Linked DNA regions of Homo sapiens: regions 1 and 2 are each linked to region 3. A link is a contact called in ENCODE Hi-C or POLR2A ChIA-PET data. All regions are on one chromosome and are shown on one strand. The core of a region is the stretch at or near the end of the contact, and the rest is flanking DNA. Distances in the headings are between cores, read along the strand shown.

Evidence for each region. A loop is a pair of places that touch in the nucleus more often than their neighbours do. ChIA-PET counts read pairs that join two places held with the same protein, here RNA polymerase II (POLR2A). Pooled maps may share reads with other maps.
Region 1: a loop to region 3 is called in a pooled map, with 2.1 times the contacts of the local background. The contact joins two enhancer-like sites. A Hi-C loop is called at or near these places in 1 of 37 single-sample maps with no recorded cell type and 7 of 50 pooled maps. POLR2A ChIA-PET finds 5 or more read pairs at or near these places in 3 of 52 experiments (T-cell and activated T-cell).
Region 2: a map of naive thymus-derived CD4-positive, alpha-beta T cell shows a loop between it and region 3 (2.2-fold over the local background). The contact joins the promoter of ERCC8 here to the enhancer-like site in region 3. A Hi-C loop is called at or near these places in 2 of 168 maps with a recorded cell type or tissue (PC-3 and naive thymus-derived CD4-positive, alpha-beta T cell) and 7 of 50 pooled maps. POLR2A ChIA-PET finds 5 or more read pairs at or near these places in 2 of 52 experiments (Panc1 and WTC11).

The regions. Positions count from the first base shown.
Region 1 is chr5:61,537,612-61,541,895 of GRCh38, forward strand. ZSWIM6 (zinc finger SWIM-type containing 6) reads left to right here. Exons shown (of 14, transcript NM_020928.2): 11 at 1,203-1,360; 12 at 1,985-2,148; 13 at 4,273-4,284. Among named protein-coding and RNA genes, the nearest start is that of LINC03122, 98 kb to the right of the region's middle. Within about 2 kb of position 1,685, at least 2 of the 41 ENCODE cell types and tissues checked have a DNase peak (open chromatin) inside an H3K27ac peak, as active enhancers do.
Region 2 is chr5:60,942,358-60,946,736 of GRCh38, forward strand. It overlaps ERCC8 (ERCC excision repair 8, CSA ubiquitin ligase complex subunit), which reads right to left and starts at 2,713. Exons shown (of 12, transcript NM_000082.4): 1 at 2,575-2,713. The coding sequence starts at 2,651. NDUFAF2 (NADH:ubiquinone oxidoreductase complex assembly factor 2) reads left to right here and starts at 2,848. Exons shown (of 4, transcript NM_174889.5): 1 at 2,848-3,025. The coding sequence starts at 2,899. RefSeq lists an enhancer at 3,484-3,613.
Region 3 is chr5:61,277,609-61,281,939 of GRCh38, forward strand. No RefSeq gene overlaps it. Among named protein-coding and RNA genes, the nearest start is that of LINC02057, 15 kb to the left of the region's middle. Within about 2 kb of position 2,788, at least 9 of the 41 ENCODE cell types and tissues checked have a DNase peak (open chromatin) inside an H3K27ac peak, as active enhancers do.

The DNA of each region.
Region 1 (4,284 bases), core at 435-2,934, 260 kb after region 3:
CCTACCTTGCCACCTTCTCTACTGCTGACATCTTTTTGTTCCTAAATAAAAGGAGAAGAGAATGAGCCATTTGGCTTACCAGGCAATAATTGCTCTTGGGTGGGGCCTTGAGGCCAGCATCACTCCCAGACCCAGCTGACTCTTCTTGGTCTCCAGCTCTTATCTTATTTCATAGTTCTTAACACTGGTGTACTTGACTGAAGGCCGGCATTTTGATGGTTGTAAATAAATTATTTCAGCTTTAGGTACTCTACTAAGCTTTTTGGTACTTTTAGAAGAGATTACTAAATATTTGCTTTGCTTTTAGAAATTTTTTCATCAGCATATTCTTTTTTTATTTGTTTTGAGACAGGGTTTTGCTCTGTTGCCCTGGCTGGAGTGCGGTGTGGTGTAATCATGGCTCCCAGGCTCAGCTGATCCTCCCATCTCAGCCTTCCAAGTAGCTGGGATTACAGGCACATGCCACCACACCCAACTGATTTATATTTTGTAGAAACAGGGTTTCGCCATGACAGTATATTCTTAATAAAAAATCAGAAATCACTCTGAATTTATGCAAAACTGTCAAGGGACAGACACTTAGGTCACATTTATCTTCTGTAATATGGTTGGTAGAACATAGTCTAATGTCAAATTCCTGGAGTCATAAGAAACTAATTGTTCAGAAAGTATGAATGGATGGAAAAGAGGTAATTTTTGTCTTACTTCCCTTCTTGTTTTATGTTTAAATAGGTTAAGCTTATTCATCTTAAGTACTCACTGCTTCCTGACTGTGATCTCAGTCTTAAATATCCATTTCACTATCAGTTTCTGTTGATTTATTTTTTGAGTCATAGAATTCAAAATTTGTAGGTAAACATCAAGACCTGTGTTTAAAAGTTCTTCGGTGTTTGCGTATCTTAATTTATTTGAATATTGTAATTTTCTGAATGGTGCTAAAGAAAGAAAATCTCTTAGGTTTGGGTGATGAACAACTAACAAGGTTTGGGTGATGAACAGTTATTATTAGCAAACAATTAGTAGTCCAAAAAATCTAGGTATTTTGCACCCACACAGCAGAGTATAGCTGTACCAGCCCTTGCTGAACTTGAGTAGAGGCCTGAACATCTACCCACTCCTCTGGCTTCTGTTGGCCAGTCTTTCTGGCCAAGGACATGGTCAAGAAATAACTAGGGGCCACCTTCCTTGTCTTCTCATTATAGGTTACTAGTATTGGAATCTACTGCTCCATCAGGAGACCTCACCCGCCCACACCACATTGCATCAGTTGTTCCCAACCGCTACCCTCGCTGGTTCACTCTAAGCCACATTGAGTCCCAGCAGTGTGAGCTGGCATCCACCATGCTAACTGCAGCCAAAGGTACTGTACTGTCCTGAGGCCTCATAATTGTTTCATTCGTTTGCCTGTTTATTTTTTTTAAGTCTTGTTTTCTATCAAATTCTCAGCAGTGGTGTTAATGTCAGATAGGTTGAAGGGATCTTTTTCTTTAGATGTTAGCTTTTAAGGCAAAACAGGTGGCATTTTCCTCATTTACCTGCATCATTAACTTGCTGCCAGCAGAGTTCAGGTTAGTTACCATGCTAAGAAAATATAAATGGTTGAAATTCAGAAGCAGATTTACAAGTTGGGTTACATTTTTTTCTTCCTGAAATATTCACCAAAAATACATAAGTAGGAACTAGGAGAGCTGTTGCTGTCTCATGTTGGTCCTGGTTCATATGTGCTTTGAGTCATTGAGGGTGTGTCTCAGTGTATCTTTTTTTGTGAAGCCGAGATTCACAGACATTGCAGTAATTATGGGAGCCCTAGTTGTAACACCTGTGCCATCTGTGAACATGTTAGGTAAATTAACTTGTGCTTTATGTTTTGTTTTGTTTCTTTTTTCCCCCTCTGTGTGTGTGTATGGTTGTATGATTTTTGTTTATTTGTTTGTCTTGCTTTGCTTTGATTTGGTTTGGTTTGGTTTTCCCTTGTTCATTGCAGGCGATGTTCGGAGGCTGGAAACAGTATTAGAATCCATCCAGAAAAACATTCACTCCTCATCACACATCTTCAAGCTTGCCCAAGATGCATTTAAAATAGCAACTCTCATGGACAGTTTGCCAGACATCACTCTTTTGAAAGTGTCTCTGGAGCTGGGCCTGCAGGTACATGACTGGTAGTCTTTCCTGGGACATCAAAGACTGCTAAATAAAGGCACCTCTTAGGGTTGTTTTTGTTTGATTGGATTTTTGAGTGCAGGTAAATGACTCTTTGGAGTACAAATCTGTTAGACTTCAGGAGAGAACTGTATTTCAGAGACGTGGTCATTCCCAGCTGAACCAGACTGCTATGTAAGGTGCATGGACTGTACATTTAGCAGCCTAATTTGTGTCTTTCAATTAAAAAAAATCATTTTCTGAATTGCAGCCTTAACGACACTGTTTCTCCTTTGAATGAAGGGAGAAGAATTATTGCTAATAAGAGACTTAAATAAAGCTAGCATGTATAATGAAGATTCAGTTGTTAGGGTTAAATTTTTAGAGGAAGTATAAATTTTTATTGATGTTTGCATTTTCATAATAGATGGGCAGTTCTAGCTCCTTTTAATAACTCTGAGAAAAATAGGTAAAGGAGGAGTGATCGGGCCAGAGTCCAGTTTTAGATTTCAGCAGAACAGAATACCAAGGACATTTTGAGTTCGTCATGCAGATAGATGTTTGCTTCCTTATAGTTTCTGAACAGATCACTGGATAAACCAAGAACTAAAAAGTTTGTTTCATTTTTCTCATGGAATCTCTATTAACATTTGCTTTCTTCCCATTAAAAAGCAGTGAACAAAATTGTTATACCCCAGTTACCTAAAGAATGGGGAGTATAATCCCCTGATTGGATAATTAATCTGGTGTTTTAGTTGTGGATTCTCCCTTACAGTGACTAATAATGTTTAAATAATAGGATCACAGGAAAATGTACCTACCATGGTAACATAGAATACTGTACAAGCAAAGGGTATAGAAGATTGCTTTTAAGCTATATAGTGATGGTTCAGAAGTTTTTTGTTTTTTTTTAATTCTTGTTATTTGGCTAATTTTTGTCACCATTTGCCTCATCTTAAAGATGTGATGCAGAAAGAACCATTAACATGAGCTCTCTTGTTATTTGGAATTCATGGTAAATAGGATATGCACGAGAGCTTATTCCTTGACTCATTCTTTCTAGAACCTAAGAAGGAATCTCACAGGCCCTTTGTGAGTATTTCTAGAACCTAAAAAGGAATCCCACAGGGCCTCTGGGGATATGATGTCCCTGGATATTTTGTGGGTTTTTTTTTTTTTTTTTTTTTGTTGTTGTTGTTGTTTTGTTTTTTCAGATGGAGTCTCACTCTGTCACCCAGGCTGGAGTGCAGGGGTACAATCTCAGCTCACTGCAACCTCTGCCTCCTGGGTTCAAGCAATTCTTCTACTTCAGCCCCCTGAGTAGCTGGGACTACAGGCGCACGCCACCACACCTGGCTAATTTTTATGTTTTTAATAGAGACGGGGTTTCACCATATTGGCCAGGCTGGTCTCAAACTCCTGACCTCGTGATCCATTCCGCCTCAGCCTCCCAAATTGCCAGGATTACAGGCATGAGCCACCGCACCTGACCGTCCCTGGATATTTTGAATCTTTAAAGAATGGGGGAATTATGAAGAGGGAGATATGTTTATTTAGGGACTTCTTGTTAGAAAGTGAAAAACAAAATCAGATCACTAATGATATCAAGGATGATTTTTTCCCCCATAAACCTGGAGTTACCTTCATGGTCACCAGAAAAGAGCAATCAGAGATTGAAGGAATAACTAAAATGATTATTTTAAAATACCTCTTTCCCCACTGAGAGTTCCTGGTTAGAATGAATTCACAGGAGCCTCAGAAATTGAACTATGGAATGTTAAATCTGGGGAGGGAAAAAGGGCATGGGCTGTGTTTAATGCTCCAGTCCAGCCCTCTGATTTTGCAGATGAGAAAAGATAGAGTAACTGGTTCAGATACCACATCTAGTCAGTGGGCCCACCAGGAGGAGAATATGGGCCTCTTGCCAGGAGGAGAATGTGGCTGTGGCAAGGCCACCTGGGGTAGCCATGGACAAATCCAAATTCATATGTAGAGCTTTGCTCTAAATTATGCTTTCATCTTCCTGGTGGTAGACAGTAGGTATGCCTTATATGCCTTATAGTTTATCCCCCCCCTTTTTTTTCATTGACTCAGGATAATTTTCTAAAACATTTTGTTACCCTGTTTTTATAGGTTATGCGAATG
Region 2 (4,379 bases), core at 1,463-3,962, 340 kb before region 3:
CAGAGCAGCTGTAAATGTATTAGTCCTGAACTGGAAACAACTCAGATGTCCATCGACAAGTGACTAGATAAACTGTGGTATATCTGCACAGTGGGATACTCCACAGCAAAAAAAAGGAATTGATACATGCAATAACATGGAGAAATTTCAAAATAATGTAATTATGCTGAGTGAAAGAAGCCAGACAAAAAAGATTCCATTTATATAAAATACTAGATATGCAAACTAATCTATAGTGACCTAAAGCAGATTAGTAGTTTCTAGAGAAGGAAGAGGGTAAAGCAGAGAAAGAAGGGAGACAGGGATTATAAATGACCGTCAAAAATTTTTTAGGGTTATGGATGTTCTCTTGATTATGGTAATGGTTTCAAAAGTAAATATATGTCAAAATTCATCAAATTGTATATTCTCATTTAATGTGCAGGGTATTGCATGTCAATTATACCTCAATAAAGTTGTAAAATGTTTTTTTAGAGGGTGTAAACTGTGAACACTGCATATCAGTGTTCATCCTTTTGCTCTTACATGATGACAAGGAAGAACAGTAGACATCTCCTATGAATAAAATGGAACTATATAATTGTTTAAGCAAAAACATCACTTAATGATGGAAATATTTTTAAAAAAATTTTAGGCTGTGTGGTAGCTCGCACATATAATCCCGGCACTTTAGGAGGCAAAGGCAGGAGGATCACTTCAGCCCAGGAGTTCAAGACCAGAATGGGAAACATAGGGAGACCCCATCTCTACGAAAAATTTAAAAATTAGCTAGGTGTGTGGGCACATGTCTGTGGTCCCAGCTACTTAGGAGGATGAGATGGGAGGATCATTTGAGCCTGGAAAGTCGAGGCTGCAGTGAGCTGTAACTGCACCACTGCATTCCAGCCTGGGTGACAGAGCAAGACCCTGCCTCAAAAAAAAAATATTTTTTTAATTTTTAAATACTTTATTTGTCTTAAACGTATAAGCAATCCTCACTTGGCACAGTCTGATATGAATTTCAGTTACCACAGTTTATTAACCGTGAGAAATAGCATAAAAGTTTGCTACTAGCTTTTCAGTTCACAAATCATTACATAAATAACATATGAATCAAAATTGACCAATTTGCAATTTTACTTCTTTCAAAGTCTATGGGTGATTGGTCACTGTGCATCTGTTATTCAGTTCACACACAGGCTGCAAAGCATGGAGGTTTGTTATTAATATTTCTGTGCCCTTGAGATAAACCCACATGGAATTTTACAGATTAAAAGAGGAAATTGGCCAAAAGAATGAAAGTGCACTAAAGAAGAGTGATAATACTAGAAGTGAAACTTGCATTAAACATAAATGGAGCAAATGAAAAAAAAGCTGCCTGTGGGAACATGCTGATTGTGGCAACAATGACACTGCCGCCATTTGAGACATTCTAGATATGCAGACTGAGGAAATCAGTGAAGGTGAACTTATAGACATAAATGAGGAAAAGTGATTGTGATGAAAGGCTGATGATGTGTCAGAGGAAGTGACACTGGCAAAAAAAACACATTAAAGGAACTCTCAGAGATATTTCACAACATTGAAAACGTAATGGATAAAATGTTGGAAACTAATATTTAAATTTCTCCAGAACGCAGAACTCATAAGCAACTGTGTTCTCCAAGTAAATATCTTCACAGGTTCCTCAATTAATGTGGGCAAAATTAAAAGTACAACTTGCTTCTTCCCTTTGGAAAACCCTCTCTCAGAGTATATTACCAACATTCAACTTCTTATACAAGGCATAGATCTGGGAATCATTATTCATTCTTCTCTTTTTGTCATTCACGTATCCACTCAATTTCCATGGCCTGTTGATTCTATTTCTCAGACGTTGTTCAAATCTCTCCACTATCTTTATTCTACTTGGCAACTCTGTGGCCCAGGCTTCCAACAACTCTCTCCCGGACAAGTGTAATCACAACAGTTACCTAACTTGGCTCCCACTCTTGTTCTCAGTTGCAACCCATTCTCCAAGCAGAAAACAAAATGCAATAGCTGTTACCTTATTCTCATCTTCACACCTCTACTCAAGTACACAAGGCTCTTCCTCATCTAGTTTCTGTCTACTTCATCTCTTGTCAATGGTCCCTACCCCAATTCTCCGCTCTAGTCATTCTGAACTTTGTTCAATTCCTGGCCTGTGTCCTCTGCCTTTAATAGGCTGCCTGGCACACTGTAGGAATTCACTAAATATGCAGACTGAATGAATGAACGAGTCCGTGGAGGGCAGTTATTCTTTGGAGTAACTTAAGAGAGAAGGAATACAGTACAACGAAGTATTCTTATTTAGGTTTATAGTGTCTTCACCTGAGCCCGCGGGGGAACCCCCCCCCCACCCCCGGGGAACCCCCCCCACCCCCGCCGCCCCCCGCCTGCAAGTTGTTACCAGTAAATAAAAGGGATCCTATTTTAGCAAGCCACACAGCATTAGAGGGCAAATAATAGTTTGGTGGCAGGAGAGCGATGAGACGGGAAAGTGTGGGGCAAAGCTTACAGTCATTGGTCCAGATTCTAACTGGCCTGTTAGCCAAAAAGTAAGGTTTTCTTTACCTCCGTGTTGACTCTGCTCTCCGAAGGCGAAGAGGGTCCTCCAAACCCGTTTGGCGTGCGGACAAAAACCCCAGCATATCGTGTCCTCACACCGGCTGGAGCACTGGACGTCGCCATGACAGAGCTCAGGGGCGGGACTGGAACAGCAGAGTCTCCCATTGGTCAGTCGGTGATATATCCGGCCAATGGTGAGCGCCGTTACTAGAAGGGCTCCAGGATGGAGGCCGACCTGACTTCTCCGCCTCGGTGGGCTGGGTCGGCGGCTGGAGCATTACCCCTACTGCGGGTCCCGCTGCTGGCAGCGCTGGAAACTGGGTGGACGGCATGGGTTGGTCTCAGGATTTGTTCCGCGCCTTGTGGAGATCGCTGTCAAGGGAAGTGAAGGAGCACGTGGGCACGGACCAATTCGGGAACAAATACTACTACATCCCGCAGTACAAGAACTGGAGAGGTGAGGTGGCGGCGTGGGCAGCGATTGCGTGGTCAGTGATTGCGAGGTCAGTAAAGGAGGGAAAAGTGAGAGCCCCTAGTCAACTAACGCATCATGCGACACTTAGGGTGTCACCGGAGAGAATTTCCCGAGTTCGTTCTCCCCTGTCGACCCCTTCACTCTGGCATCGGAGCCCTACCCGGCCCGGCTCTGGGCGCCTTGGCCCGGCCTCGTGCGTCCGCGGTCCCTACTACCCAGCGCCTTCCCCCGGCGTGCCCCGGGCTGCTTGCGCTGTTAAGGCGCACCACCACTTTCCTCCCAGCCACGCCTGTAGAGGAGCCTCAGTTTTAGCCCTGGACTGGCGACGGAGGCAGGGAAAAGTCCACGGAAATCTTTCACCAAAGGGGCTAGAAGGGCCAGGGGAGGGGTTTTTCGTACGCTGTTCCCCGCCTTGTGACCCAGAGCTGAGTGGTGTAATTGAAGAGGAGTATCTTCAGCGCCTCGGCTGTCTTCTTTCTTGGTGTTTACCCTTTTCGGTGGCACCCTGGCTCCGGCGCTGGCCCCATGCGCCTTCCTTACTACCAAGACTTGTCAGAAGTAGGTCCATATCCCCACAAGGCTCGCTGATTCCTTTCTCGGGAGTTGACATTCCAAGACCCCGTTGAGCTCAATTTAAGAAACGTGGCAATAATCATGGTGTTACTGTGTAGGATTCGTGCCAAGTAGTTGAGCGGGTTGTTTGGGGAGTAAGGAGGCGTTGCTGTCCATTGAAATCACACTGTGTAGCCGCCGTCGTAACCTCTTCTGTGTTGTTCCATCGCCGCATGCAGAAAATGTCAGGTTTTGGGCGAAGAGGCGTGGGTTAGAATCTCAGCTTTGACACCTGATAGCTCGGGAATCACGGAAAAAGTACTTGTCCTCTCCAAGTCTCAACATCCTCACTTGAAAGTTAGAGATAATATAAGATCAGCAATGTTGAGAAGCACTAAGACCTTTCCAAGATTATGTGCCATTCATTTCCCACACATATAAAATGTATTCTGTGATTTATCACTCAATTAATTTATTTTTGCCTGGCCTTTTTCTGTAACTTATTTTAATATTTAGACTTGTTTCCCTAATGAGCTCCTCTGTCAGGCAGGGAATATGTCTCACAAAAAAAGAAAAAAGCCTGCAAAGAACATAGCATGGTGTTAAGTATTTCTTGACAGGTTGCAAGCAGAGAGATGTTTCTTTTCCATAAGTTGTCAGTAAAATTAAAAATATGCAAACTGTCAGACTGAGTTTTTTTAAATTGAAATATAATTTACATACAGTAACATTCACCCTTTATGGTGTACAGTTTTATTGTTTTTGACAAATGAGTAGAGTAACC
Region 3 (4,331 bases), core at 1,538-4,037:
GAGGGAGGCAATGAAAGGCCAGAGAAGTGAAGGGATTTGCAGAGGACACACAGAGGCGAGCTAGAGGAAAGGAAGTGGGGTTTATTGAGTGACTACTGCTTTGGGCTCCTCCCTGTAGTTTAGGTATTTTGCTCTGATTGAATCTTACATAACTATATGAAGTAGATTTCATTACCACATTTTACAGAAAAAAAAAAAAAAAAAAAAACCATGGATACTCCAAAAGGCCCAGGACGAAGATATAAAGCTGCCCAGTGGAAACACGCTGTGGCTGACACTGCAAAGAATCCCGGCTCAGCCACGTCCTTGTTCTTGTGCAAGCCAGCGCCCTGCACCTGAAGGCCCTTATGTGGAGGGTGACTACATGCTCTGCCTTGCCTGAGTCAGACCTGGTTTACACCTGTTGTTCGAGTGTCATTAGTAATAGCACCTCCTCTCTCAAAAGTGCCTTATTTGAGGCTGGGCGTGGTGACTCACACCCATAATCCCAGCACTTTGGGAGGCCAGGGTGGGAGGATCACTTGAATCCAGGAGTTTGAGACCAGCCTGCGCAACTCAGTGAGACCTCATCTCTACTAAAAAAAATTTTTTTAAATGTAAAAGGTGCCCTGTTTGGGATAACGAATTTATTGTGTGATCACCCTACTGTCTATAAAATGGGGATATTAATGTTACCTAGGTCGTGGAGTGGCTGCAAGGACTCAATGAGATGTCGCACATAAAATACATGGCATCTAGTCAGTGCTCAATAAATGTTAGCTGCTATTATTATTATTAGGGTGGCATCTAGAGAGGCGGCAGCAAGGAGTGAAGCCAAGCTTCCCACTTGACATTCCCACCTTGGTCTCTGTGAATGATGCTCCCTGTAGTTGTGCAGTGCCAGCCTTTGTGGCTTCAGACTGACCCGGCATGGGCAGCACTAGCTACTCTAGATTAGAGACCATATGGGGGCACCACACTTGCCACTTCTACCTCTGCACCAATCAGATTCACCACCTTCTCCTTCTTGGGTTACATTGTTGGGACTGAATTTTTTTTCTTTTACTGAAAAGTTTAGAGCCCAGATTTCTTAAAGGGGAAGAATGTCAAGCAGCGAATCCTGCAGAGCATCCCTACCCCTGGCCCCAGCCCATGCTAATTAAGTGACTGACTTAAGGAAGTTGCCTCCTCTTAGAAATTAAGAGGTGGATTGAGTATTTTCCTCTGGCCTCCTTAAATGTTCTTGGTTACAGTGATAAAAATGCTGAGCTCTATTGCCTACTATTGGAGTGAAGGCTGCTGGAAACTCCTCGTTCCCTGAAGAACCTAATTGTCGATGCTAGTGCATCTAAACAGGTGTTCTTTAGATTACTTTTGCTAATGCCTTTTCACTGGAAAGATCAATTTAAATGTTGCTTTGAGCTAATTAGTTATTGCTTCTGTGTCCATCCAAATTTATATATTTGATTCTGTGTGCTGGATGAGGCATTACCTTCAAAATCTATAAGCTTACACAAGGTAGGTCATTTTAAATTTAGTTATCTGTCCTCTTCTATATTTTATACAAATATGCATATATTTCTTTTATTATTTAAAATGCCACCAGGTGTTGTGGCTCATGCCTGTAATCCTAACACTTTGGGAGGCTGAGGTGGGTGGGTTGCTTGAGCCCAGGAGTTCGAGACCTGCTTGGGCAACATGGCGAGACCACATCTCTACCAAAAAGAATACAAAAATTAGCTGGGCATGGTGGTGCATGCCTATAGTCCCAGCTACTTGGGAGGCTGGGGTGGGAGGATCACTTGAGCCCAGGAGGTTAAGACTGCAGTAAGCCTAGATTGCGCCACTGCACTCCAGCCTGGGTGACAGAGCTGGATTCTGTCCCCAAAAAAATAAAGAAAACAAAAACAAAATGAAATGCCTAGTTTAAACATATATTAGAATGTCCAGCATCATCTTTGGATGTCCTCTATCACCAAGAATGGTGTGTTATACAGAGTATGTGTTGAATGACTATTTGTGGAACAGATAAACTAATACCCTAACTTAAATGGCAAACAGATTAGATTTGTTGTCTCTAGGTGTTTTCGTTTGGGAATCCTTTAAATGTTGCCTAAACTTTCTGTGTTTATTCTGTTCTCTGCCTAGAATTTCCTCCATTTCATCTCTATCTCTGGAAATCTTGCCATTCATTCAAGATTCTCTTCAAATGCCAGTTTCTCCATGAAACCCAGCTTGCAGTCTCCAACCAGATATCATGGAGTCATTCTTAGAACAAAGGATCTGGAAAGGGCCACGTCTAGTTTTCCAGATTCCACATTACTCCAGGTCTCTGTTACCTTATCTGGTGGGTATGTGGAGAATGTGAACTGCTTAAAATGAGACAGATGGTATACTCTGCTGAACCCAGTATATTACCTAACTGATAGTAAGTGCTTAATGAACGGTAAGTTTATAGTTTGGAAGAAGGATGTTTAAAAAATAGGGTACACTTGAACCTATTAATAAAAGTAATTAATGTGGCTCTTCAATCAAGCCCCCAAAACATAGAGCTTTAGAACCTAGAAGTTGTCTGTTCAGACTCTCCTTTTAGAGTCTTAGGATCTTGTTTAAGGTCACCTGGCTGAGGAGGAGCAGAGTCCAGCCAACAGGTCTCCTGAGTGCTGTTCCAGACATTTCTTCAGGCATAATTTAACATGTATCAGTTTATCCTTGAGTGTAAAGTACACTTCATGATTGAATGCAGGTAACTGGCTATTCATACTTCCCCCACCCCCTTTCTTTTAGTGCCTGTTTCTAAGCAGCAGAGTTGTGGTTCAGTGACTCTGTCTGTATAATATGAAAACAGGGCACCCAGCCAATTCTGATGAGCTAATTATTTCCCTAAATTATCATGCCTAAGCAAAGGGCCCTCAACTCTGCTGTTCAACACTTATCATTGTATTTGGGGGGTGAGCTGTACATAAGGCATATCATCAGATAGCTAGAATTTTCTATTTCAGATTGTCAAGCAGTGAAAATTGTCGTTCTTAGAAATGACTGACAATCCCCCTTCCTCATTTCTGCTACATTGAGTTAGGTAAAGAAAAAAAAAAAAGACTTCAGTCTTTTTACAGATCTCTTGCTGAAAACACGTGACAGAACTATACATTTTCACTAGAAATTGATGGAAAAATGAGCACTTCCAAATGCCTGAAAAACTTTGCAAAGGTCCCACTTAACAGAATGTGGCTAACACCTCAAAAAATAAAGCAAAATAAATGTTGCAGTGGGCATGAATCTTGCTTCAAGTGCTGGGTTGTTGGCTGGTTGCCTGGGGAGAGTGGGGCCAGGGCTTGCCAGCTGGCAGAGCCACATGCCTATAAAGGATGCAGTCAGCTTACACCTTGGCAAACTATGATTTTGATGGAAATCTTAGAGGTCAGCAGACGTTCTCCCTAGTAGAGTTACGTTAGCTCAGGTCATTGCTTTTATTTGAGTGAAGAAAACATCTTGATGGTCATAATTCATAGGACCAAGTCATTGCCCTGATCTAAACCAGAGTTTGTTACTGGATCTGAATAGATAGACATACCCTAAAGAAGGCACAGGATGTAATTGAAGGTGGCACTTTCAATTACTAATCCCCAAGTTCAACTAGTCATGCCACTGAAGCACACCAACTGGCTCATGAGCAAGCACACATCTGCCCCAAAGTCCCACTCAGCAGCCATTGTTTTCAAACTCTGAGCTCCAAAGCTACTACCATCCTATTCTCTGATGCTCATTCATATTCTGCTTTGTGTAGTTGTTGTTTTGTTTCTCTTTCATAGATCTGAAGGCAGTATCTCCAAAATAGCTAGCTTAGTGCTTTTTAGCAAAGGAAAGAACTGCAGAGGGAGATTCTAGATTTCAGAGTCCATGTTGAAAATTATAGCCATTAATATTTTTAATTGACAAAATACCCATCAGTCTCCCAATGGATTTGTTGGGGTTTTTTTGAAATGGTCTAAACTGATTCTAATATTTATTTTTCTAAATATTAGAATCAATATTGGCATGCAAAATAGCCAGAAGAAATACTGTGAAAAAATTCAAAAGACAAATATAGATTCGGAAAAACATTTGCAATACTGTATATGCAACCAGCAAAGGGTCAATATCCTTACTACATAAAAGTGGACAAAGAAAATGATCTAAGAACTTACAGAGGAAGAAATAACTATTTAACATACAAAAGCATTTTGACCTTACTAGTAATCAAAAACTACAAATGACAGCCAAATGCCTCTTATCTGTCATACAAGGAAAAATCAGAGTTGTACTGAGTGGTCATTTGACACTTTGATATACTACCCATGACAATGAAAAAT